Regions from separate parts of the Mus musculus genome. Here region 2 is linked to region 1. Evidence: chromatin loops called from intact Hi-C (ENCODE). Cell type or tissue: left cerebral cortex. All regions are shown on one strand.

Region 1 (5,000 bases):
GCATATCAGAGGAGACCTGGCTCCTCCCTGCCACGTATTACTAGCATATTCATATTACTGGAAATCTTGAGTTCAAAAAAATCCTCTTGCCTAAATCTTTTGATTTAGCTGCAACCATAGGCCAGTTAAAAGGTGGGCATTTTAAAGAACAATGTATAAATTCAATTGCTGCCAGCTTCTTCTTTCTGTTTTTTTGAGATAGGGTTTCCCTGGCCATCCTGGAACTTACTCTGTAGACCAGGCTAGCCTCGAAATCAAAGATTTGCCTGCCTCTGCCTCCCGTTGAAAGGCGTGAACCATAACGGCCTAGCTTCTTCCTCTTTTCATTATTATTATTAATATTTTTTACTTTTTTTGAGACAGGGGTTCTTTGTTGCCCTGGCTGTCTGACGTCCTGGAGCTAGCTCGATTGACCAGGGTGCCTTGAACTCAAGAGATCCGCTTGCCTCTATCTCCCAAATGCTAGGATTAAGGGCGTGCACCACCATCACCCCCTTCTGCTTATTGTTTTTGTTTTTTTGAGACGGTTCTCTGTGTAGCCCTGGCTGTCCCTGGCTGTCCGGGAACTCACTCTGTAGACCAGGCTGGCTTCGAACTCAGAAATCCGCCTGCCTTTGCCTCCCAAGTGCTGGGATTAAAGGCGTGTGCCACCACTGCCCGGCTTGCTTATTGTTTTAAAAGGTGGTTTCCTGAAATTATGTGTGTATTGTTCAGGTTCATTCGCTTCAATATTTACCTTAAATTGCTCAAGCACCGCTGCACTAAGTTTTCTTTGGCAAGCCTTTCCTTTGGAGGAGAGAAAAAGTAGAGCTTTGGTGTATTCACAACTTAAAAAAAAAAAAGAGGTCTCAGATTCACATAGGTAATTTGTAAATCTCTAAAAACACCCTCCCTCTTTCTTCTTCTGGGCTTCACTATCAGGAACCCTAGTCTGTGTTTTCAGCCTGTACCCAAAATGACTGGGAGGCCAGAAGCCCCGGCACCATAGCTTGAGATCGCATGCCAACTTCCTATTTTGCAGCTTTGAAAACCTTAATGGTAGGAGTCTAACTAAGGTCGTAGGCTGCGACCTAGGGCGACTCTCCGGAAGACGCGAGAATGAGCAGCCCGAGTTGTAAAACTTTGCCTCGGCTTCCAGAGCTCTGTTTGGAGGGGAAAGCAGCCGTTTCTCCAGATAATTAACCATTTCTCCACCGGTCCGGTCACATCCCCGCCAGCCAAGCCTTCAAGAGCCCCGGACTCCGCGACAGCGGTGGCCGGGAGTGTCGCAAAGCCGCGCCTCCCGGGGTCCGCTTCCCGCCACCGGGGCTCCTCCTCCGCGCGCCGGCTCGGCTGCCGGCCCCCCGGAGGCGCCCGCGCGGGCAGGTCTTGGCGCCAAACGGGTGGCGGCGCTGTCCACCACGCGCGCGGCCGCGTCGGGCTCGAGGGAGGCGGGGGCTCGGCCGGCGGAAGAAGGGGCGGGAGCGAGGCGCGCGGTGCTCTCGCGGGCTCTCGCGCCGCTCGCGTGACGGGCTCCGGCTGTGCGCGGCGACGCTCAGGCTCCGCGGGGCACGGGCGGGCCGGGAGCGCGCCGCGGCGAGAGGGCGTCTGGTGCGGGTGGGCGCGAGGTGCGGGCGGCCGGCCGGCGAGCGAGCGAGCGGCCGGGCGGGCGCGGGGGACGCGCGGGCGTGCACCCGCGCGCGGGCTCTCGGAGGAGCCGCGGCCGAGGCTGCGCTTCCTCAGCCCGACGGAGAGCGGCAGTGTCGCCCCGGCCGGCGCACGCTCGGCCCGCTTCTCCCCCCGCGGCGGCTGCTCCTCGGCACCGCCAGCCCCAGCGCCGCTCCGGGGCGGGCGGGCGGCGGCGGCGGCGGCGGCGGGACGGACGGAGCCGCTTTGTGTGCAGCCCGACGAGGGGCGGCGGCGGCGGCGCAACCACCTGACAGAGGCCCGGCGCTCGCTGCACCGTCCGCCCGCATGAGGAGGAGGTAAAGCGGCGGCCGGGCTCGCGCCCTCGGCGGCGAGGGAGGGACGGAAGGGGAGACCGCAGGGGAGGGCGCGCGCGGAGGCCCGGCGGGGTTGCCCGGAGCGGCGGCTCAGGCCTTGGCGGTGCCGAGGAGCGCCGGGCGACCGAGGGGCTTGAGATGCCGCCGGGCTCGGTTGCTGAAGTTAAGGAACAAAAATGTGAAGTGCGGAGCCGGGTCCTTCGCTTCCTGGCGAGGGGCTCGGGCGGCTGGCGGGGGTGGCGGGCTGGCCGGGGAGGGGCGGCCGCGCGGCGGGGACGCCGGGAGCCCGGGGCTCGGCACGGCTATGGCGTTCTGCTCCCGGGCGCCGGCGCCGCGCGTGGGTCCTCTTGGGTACCTAGTTTTGCGGCCTAAGCTGAACCCTCTAGGCCTCGAGTCTCCTTTCCCGGAGGTGACCGGCCAGGCGGGGACCCAGCCGCTTCTCCTGAGCCAAGTGGGGCCGTTGGGTCCTCAATGTCCCCCCGAGGCCACCAAACTTCCGTCCTAGGTGCTCGGGGATACATTTCATTGTGAAAAGAGGGCTAGGAAACTCCGGGAGCTGCTCGGCGCCTCTCGCGGCCGGGGCTGCTGCAGCCGAGAACCCCGTGGCACCGGGGCTGGCTCGGGTGGGGGTGGCGGACGCCTAGCCGGGTCCGAAACCCAGGGAAGGAGCGAGTGGCGGGGTCCCCGGCCTCGGGGGGAAGAAAGGGCCCTTTCTAGATTAGAGATTTTTGAAATGAAAAAGAGGTTACAAAGTCGCCCCTTTTCCCGCTGAACTTTGATTTTCTGACCGATAGAGGCCGGTAGAGGACTGTGAGAGAAAAGTTATTCCCCAGGATGGACTTCACGCAGCCGAAGCCTGCCACTGCCCTCTGTGGCGTCGTGAGTGCGGACGGGAAGATCGCTTACCCTCCGGGAGTAAAAGAGATCACCGACAAGATCACCACCGATGAAATGATCAAACGTCTGAAGGTAAGGGTCTGGGTCGGCGATCTGCGCTCTGGATGGCTTTTGTGACTCGTGTGGTTTCATTGGACTACTCTCAACCTGGCCTTTGGAGTTTTTAGTACTAAGTTTTTGAAGATATCTTAACCGCCCCGGAAAAGTCCTGTTCTAACTTGGCGGTATCTTTGGATAAGTTCTGAAAGGACGGGGAATTTAAAGAGTGTGATCATTTTCTGTCCATAAGAACGCATGCATGGTTAGTTGTTTCCCTTGTGGTTATTTTATTTAGTGGATGTTGTTTAAGGGGCTCGATACCCTGAGGTGTAGACAGTGATTTTACCCACGAAAGTTCCTATTATTATCTACTCCAAGAAAAGACTGACTTGAGCACAAACAACCATATTGTCCCCCTTAGATTCTCGTAATTTTCTAATGGGAGCTTAACTATCTATACAGTGGGCTAAACTTAATACAGTGTACAGATTTTTCAGAATTCGAGCTTAAGGAGAAATGATGATTTTAGTACACATGCCCAAGAGAGTTGAAGGACGGGATTGTTGATATGTCTGTGAGTTTGTGTTTGTGTGTGCGCACCGGTTTTCTTGGTGTAACAATCTTGCGCTGTCATTTTGGGACTTAACTTTTCTGCTACTGCATAGGGCAGTGTTTGTTATGGAATCAGTTTCGAGCAGTGATTGTCACTTTGGACAACTTTGATGCACCAGGGGGTGTTGTAGGCAATTTCAGAGTCATTTTGGTTGTCACAGTTGGCTTGTGGGGAGTAGGCTGTGACGTTCTGTGAGGAGGCTAACAGTTGTCTAGTGAAAGATCTTAAACTATTGAAGTACAGTGTGGACAGTGGGAGAGGCAAAGAATGGGTTTGATGACTTGTTTAAGAGAGGACTAGTGGGCTGGAGAGATGGCTCAGCAGTTAAGAGCACTGACTGCTCTTCCAGAGGTCCTGAGTTCAATTCCCAGCAACCACATGGTGGCTCACAACCATCTGTAATGGGATCTGATGGCCCTTTCTGGTGTGTCTGAAGACAGCTACAGTGTGCTCATATAAGTAAAATAAATCTTTAAAAAAAAAAAAAAAAAGAGGACTAGTAACCCAGCTGCCTGCCCTTGAACTTAACCATTTTCCTGCCTCCACTTCCCAAAACACTAGTGGCATAACCACACCCTGCCAACAACAGTGGTTCTCAACCTGTGAGTCGAGACCCCCCCCCAACTATCTGATATCCTGTCTATTAGGTATTAACACTGTAATTCATAACAGTAGCAAAATTACAGTTATGAAGTAGCAATGCAATTATTTTGTTTGAGGTCACCACAACATGAGGAAGCAATAGGAAGGTTGAGACCCATTGTGTTAAAAGGTGCACTTCAAAGTCAGACATGGTGGAAGGCTAGGCAGGGAACATCGAGGACAATGTTTCTGCCTTATGCAACTTTATAAAATGGATTTCTAGGGCCTGATTTTAGGATTGAGCACAGTGCCCAGTAAATGTTGTGTGTTTAAAGTGTTCCTGTGTTTAAGTTTCCATTTGTTGCCTTTTTGAAAGACCTGGTTTCTTTAATTAAAAGGCACCTTTTCCATTTTCTTTCCATTTCTTTTTCCAGGGCTAGAGGTAGGGACTTGTGCAGGGAGCACATATTAAACTCAGGCTCTGCTCTATCTCTGAGCTATACCTTAGTCTAAAGCAGATAAATCTTTTAGTTGTTTTCAAGATAGGTTCTGGCCTAAAACTTGCTCTGTAGACAAGGCTGGCCACAACTTCTCTTTGCCTTTGAAGTGTTGGGAACGTGCCGTCAAGCTCCACTCAATGTGCCTTTGTTTTACGTGTGAGGTTACTGCGTGGACATGCATGTTCATGTGTAGGTACCGAGCGAGGCACTGTAGCTGGTCTTTGCTACTTGGTGGGGCTTTTCCCATCCTCTGTCCTCCAGTTCCACCCCATCACTAGATAAAGAAGGGGAGGGGCTGGAGAGAGGCCTGAATCTGATTTCTTCTTGTTTCTTTGTGCATGACTACTAACAAGCTGCAAACAACCTCTGTAAAGGACCAACAATCAC
Region 2 (5,000 bases), 260 kb after region 1:
GTGCCTGGCCTTTTCTCCTTTTTGATTTTTAGGCTTAAGTTGATCTCTAGCAGCAAAAGAAACAGAACAAACCTTCACATTAAAAGTGGGCGTGGCGGTAATCATGATCCCTGGGGGAGGGAGGGCAGAGGGGTCAAGTAAGGGGATCATTGCAAGTAAAAGGCCAGTCTGAACTATATACTGAGTTCCAGATCTGCCACCTCTACACAGAGACCATGTCTCAAAAAACTCCCGTGGGCAGGCTAAATAATTTTGCCTTTTAAAAAAAGTTTATGCATACAGATGTCTGTGTATGTTCGTGCTGGTAGATAGAGCGTGGTCTCCTGGAGCAGGAGTTTTAGGCAGTGTTGAGTCCTCTGATATGGGTCCTGGGGAGTAAACATCTTAGCCCTTTCTCCAGGGGACAGTTTTACTTTCTATGCATTTGTAAGGACTGGGGACAGTTCGGTGGTAGAGTGCTTAGAGTTCAATCTCTAGTAACACACACACACACACACACACACACACACACACACACACACACACACACACACGCAAATTAACACCCACACATATCTACGTTGCATACGCCTTGCTATGCATCATACAGACAACCTCCCTTTTAGAATTTGGCTGGAAAGTTTTCCTGGAAAATACGCCCTCCAGGCGTGGGCGCCCGGGTTCTCTGGCCAAGGACCAACCCGGAGACACTGGTTCAGTCATTATGGAACTCAGCATCGTTTTGACCTGAGGTATCTCCTTCCCAGACCCGGCGCCATCCGGATGGGACGTGACTAAACTCTGGGCAACTGTCTGAAGGGCGCGGCGGACTCAGGGGCTTGAAGAGCTTAGGAGAGCAGGGGAGGCCCTCCATCAGAGTCCAGGGGCCGAGAACGGAGCTCGGGCTCCAGGATAAGGGGAAGAGTCAGAAAGCCGGAAGACCTTTTTCTGTGGGCTCGCTCTCCCCTCCCAGGCCCTATGATCACGGGTGGTTCACTTGGCACGCGCGAACCTTCCTCATGCCAGATTCCAGGGACCCAGAGCGGGGAAGGAGCACAGACAAGGATGACCAACAGGGACCACGACGCCCCTCCCTGCAGCTAGTCAGCCTAGCGGGACCAGCGGCGCACGCAGCCACGCCCAGCGCCGCTCGCTGCGGGCGAGGGCGGAGCCCGTGACTTAGCTGGAGCTGATTCGCCCTGCTCCTCAAGGGGCGTGGTCATACAGTTCGGATCCCGCCCCCTCTGCCGCTCTGGGTCCAGAAGGAAATAGAGGCCTGCCCGGGGGGCCTGGAGCGGAGGGAGGCGGGGCAGCGCGGGGCGGTGGCCGGGTCCAGAGTCCCGGGAGGCTTGGCTGCAGGGGAATGAAGCCTCCGCCTTCCCCGGCAGAAGTATTTAAATACGGCCGCGGGCCGGGGACTCGGGGAGCGGCGGGCGGAGCGGTGGGTAGAGCCTGCGGCTTGGGAGGAAGGCGCTGTCCGAGAGAACGGGATCTGCACGGCCGCTGTGTCCCTGCTTTGGAAGTGGGTAAGCACCGATCCTTTCGGGATGCCCCCTCCTCGCGGCCCAGGTGCGCGCGCGGTCCCGGGTCCGCTCCCCGTTCGCGGCGGGGCTCTCTACTGCACCATCCTGGTCCCCTTTTTCGGGCCCGGCGAGAATCACGTCGTGCGCTTGCAGGAGGTCAGCCGAGCCGAGCTTTTAATTTCGCAACTCGCGCGTCTTCAAGCCAGTTCTTTCCATTTTCCGATTTGAAACCAACGAGATTTTCCCGCCGCTTCAGAAAGCCAAACGCCCTCCCCCCCCCCGCCCCCGAAGGAAAGGGTCCTCTCCGTGGGGCCTAATGGACGCTTCACAGTCCTAAGCTTTGTTGGGGATTAGAGTCTGCTCACCTGGGAGGCTGCTGCTCTCCTCTGGTAGCCCCTAAATGTAGAAAGCAAAGCCCCTTAAAGATGCATCCCTAAGGCATTTATCCTATACTATCCTGGGGGTGTGTGTGGCTCACGCAGTTCATTATTGGCCTCTGGACACATACGCTCGGACGTTATACTTAATGTCAGGGAAGGCCTTTCTTGGGGGCTTCAGAGACCATGTTTTTGTGAGATCTTAAAAATCTTCACGTACTACGCGTAATTGAATAGGGTTGGTTGAGAAAGAGAGGAGGGGCTGGCTGGGAGAGAGTGCATACGTGGGGCACACAGAGGACTAACTGTTCATCCACTCACCTCAAAGGCCAGTCTGGTTTTTTTTTTTTTTTTTTTTTTTCAAATCCCCTAAGAAATGGAGAACAGTAGTCTGGTCTGTTTCTTCTGAGGGGTTCTGGACTTGAAAGAGCTGAGTGTTTCTGCTTGTGAGCTGTGCTTTTTGAGTACTGAGCTAGTCTGAGCTGAATGCTACACAACCCTGGTTTGGAAAATACATCCCGTCCCCTGCCCCCTTCTTTCATCTCTGTATTGCTTTCTCTGCCATAAAATCTCTAGCCACTAGGCATGCTCTATCATTTCTCAAATTTCCACAGCTGTGGATCATTCTCGTTAGACATAAAATTAAGTCTTTCACAATCTTTTTTTTTTGAATCAGGCATCTTTGTAAGTGTGCTTCCAGGAAATGACTGAGGTTGGTGTATCCAGCTGTCTTATCATGTCTGCTGCTTAGTTCTTCAGTAGCTGTGAAGGGGTGGCAGATGGATGCTATTCTATTCAGAGTGCAGTATAGGACATTTGTCGGCTGGTAGTGACATCCTGTAGGTTGAAATGCTTATCTGAATTTATGACACTTTACATGAACAGTATTTTCAGGATGGTGTGGTATGTCGTGGTTCCCGGAATATTTGAGGTGAAGACTCATTTCAGAATGACCTATTCAATAGGCAAACAAGCCCACTTTTCAGTCAACACAGTGAGGGCCAGAGGGTATACAGAAGGAGAAGTAGAATATGGTGAGATGAGCTTACTGGTAAAAACACTTGCCACACAAGCCTTCAGTCAATCCCCAGCACCCACAGTGAAAAGAAAGTCTGGACCCCCAAAAGTGGTCCTCTGACCTCCACCCTTGCCTTGGCCTGCATATCACAAAACAAAACGCGAAAATTAGGAAGAAAACAAACAAACAAAAAACAGAATTAGAAAACATGTATCATAGAAACTGTATTGATAACATTGTATCAAGCTTCATGTTAAAGTTTGGTTTTTTTTTTTTTTTTTTTCTTCGAGACAGGGTTTCTCTTTGTATCCCTGGATGTCCTGGAACTCACTCCATAGACCAGGCTGGCCTGGAACTCAGAAATCCTCCTGCCTCTACCTCCCACTTGCTGGGATTAAAGGTGTGCGCCACCACTGCCTGGCTCATGTTAAAGCTTCCTGAGGATTTTTTTTTTTTTTTGAAACTTCCAAGTAACTTTATTTGCTATGCACTGTGTATCTGTCTCCTTAAGTAATTGCCTTGTATACACTGTACTTTATAAGAAAACTAGCAAGGCCCAGGGTACCAACCCAAAATGAAGACCCAACTCAAGTAGCTGAGTGTGTGGCTCATGCCTATAATCAGTTCCCAGGAGGCTGAGGCAGAAGGATCACCATGAGTTCCTGACCAGCCTTGGCTGCAGACTGAAACCTTAGTGAGAGACAGAAATTGGGTGTGTGTAGAGAAGAGAAGAAGGAAGAGGAGGAAGGAGAAAGAAAACACAAAACTGAGGGGGGAAAAACCCAGATGTATCTAGTTCTCCAGTACAGATGCAGCTGCAGTAGTCAGTAGCAACTACTTAGAGAGAATTCTGAATTCCGGTCTTGAAATAAAGGCAGATAAGAAGTAACTTAAGGACTAGGGGGTGGGACACAGGGGTAGAATGTCTACCTGAGACCTTGGATTTAATCCCCATGCATTATAAAAACAAACCATATTAGAGGTTACTTGGGGGAAAATCTGAGCCTATTCTTAAGGTGGCTAAGGGAGGTAGCGGTCTAATTGTTTCCTGTTAACTATGATTGGCCATCTTAACTACTGCTATGAAACATGAAGTCTGCAATCCCAGAGGCCCAGGGAACAGTTATTAACTCAATACTCAGTGACAGATAGCCATCCTAGGTGTTAAAGGTATGGCAGTGAACAGCAGCTGATACGGAGCACAGCCTTAGCGCTGGAGACATGCCTCAGCTATTAAAGAGACTTTGTTCCTCTTGCATAAGACCTGGGTTCAATTCCAAGCACTCACATTGGTGGCTTACAACCATCTAACCCAGGCACTCAGGCGGTGTACATTAATTCATATTAAATAAATCTAATTTAAAAAAAGATCCATTAGCTTGGGATATATTATTAAACTATGACCTCCTTAAGCCCAGGCGTTCCCTTCCATAGGCATTTGATCTATGCGTATCCTGTGAATGTTAACAGACCATGTCCAGTCTGAGCTTGAGGCTATTGGCTGTTTTAATAGCTGTAACTTCTTGGCTATGGAATTAAGTTATAACCCTGAAAGATCCTCTGGACCAACATTACTTAGAAATTCTACTTATTAGTTTAATTAGGGTGCGAGACAAGTGTCTATTTTTCTTTTAAAGGATGTGTCTTTATTTTATGTGTTTGGATATTTTGGCTGCATATATGTCTATACCATGTACATGCCTGGTAACTGTGGTCAGAAGGCATCAGATCCCCTGAAACTGGAGTTATGAATGGCTGTGAACCACTATGTGGTGTAGGGGGTTAAACCTAGGTCATCCGGGAGAAGAGCAAGAGATAATAACCACTGAGCCATCTCTCCAGCCTGGTCAGATGTCTTATATGTGATAGTTCTGGTTCGGTCCTGTGAACCTTGAAGATGAACGTGTAGGCCTAGAGTTAATTAGGGTTTAGGTGTTAAATTATGATGATGCGGCTTACAGATATACTGAGTGGACATGCTGCAAGTGGAACAGATAGCACGGTTGAGATTTTACAGTGTAGGCCCTTGGTATCTCTGGGACAGTCCATCCGGGACTACCACAAATGCCCAATTCTGGAAATGCTCAAGTCCTTTAAGTAAAA

Evidence for each region. A loop is a pair of places that touch in the nucleus more often than their neighbours do. Peaks named below come from ENCODE experiments on the same cell type or tissue, not always from the same donor. Only the 100,000 strongest peaks of a DNase experiment are listed, where the experiment ranks them.
Region 2: it touches region 1 in a loop (2.5-fold over the local background); 1 of 42 quality-filtered maps calls a loop at or near these places.

What each region holds. Positions count from the first base shown.
Region 1 is chr5:65,694,714-65,699,713 of GRCm38, reverse strand. Pds5a (PDS5 cohesin associated factor A) reads left to right here and starts at 1,478. Exons shown (of 33, transcript NM_001081321.3): 1 at 1,478-1,964; 2 at 2,777-2,951. The coding sequence starts at 2,817. In left cerebral cortex, CTCF peaks have their summits at 1,201, 1,400, 1,731 and 2,771; DNase peaks (open chromatin) are centred at 1,487, 1,669, 1,994, 2,737 and 1 more place; H3K4me3 peaks cover 2,632 bases; H3K27ac peaks cover 1,449 bases.
Region 2 is chr5:65,432,129-65,437,128 of GRCm38, reverse strand. It overlaps Ugdh (UDP-glucose dehydrogenase), which reads left to right and starts at 1,287. Exons shown (of 12, transcript NM_009466.2): 1 at 1,287-1,505. In left cerebral cortex, a CTCF peak has its summit at 2,462; DNase peaks (open chromatin) are centred at 703, 1,169, 1,648, 2,452 and 1 more place; H3K4me3 peaks cover 2,539 bases; H3K27ac peaks cover 1,522 bases.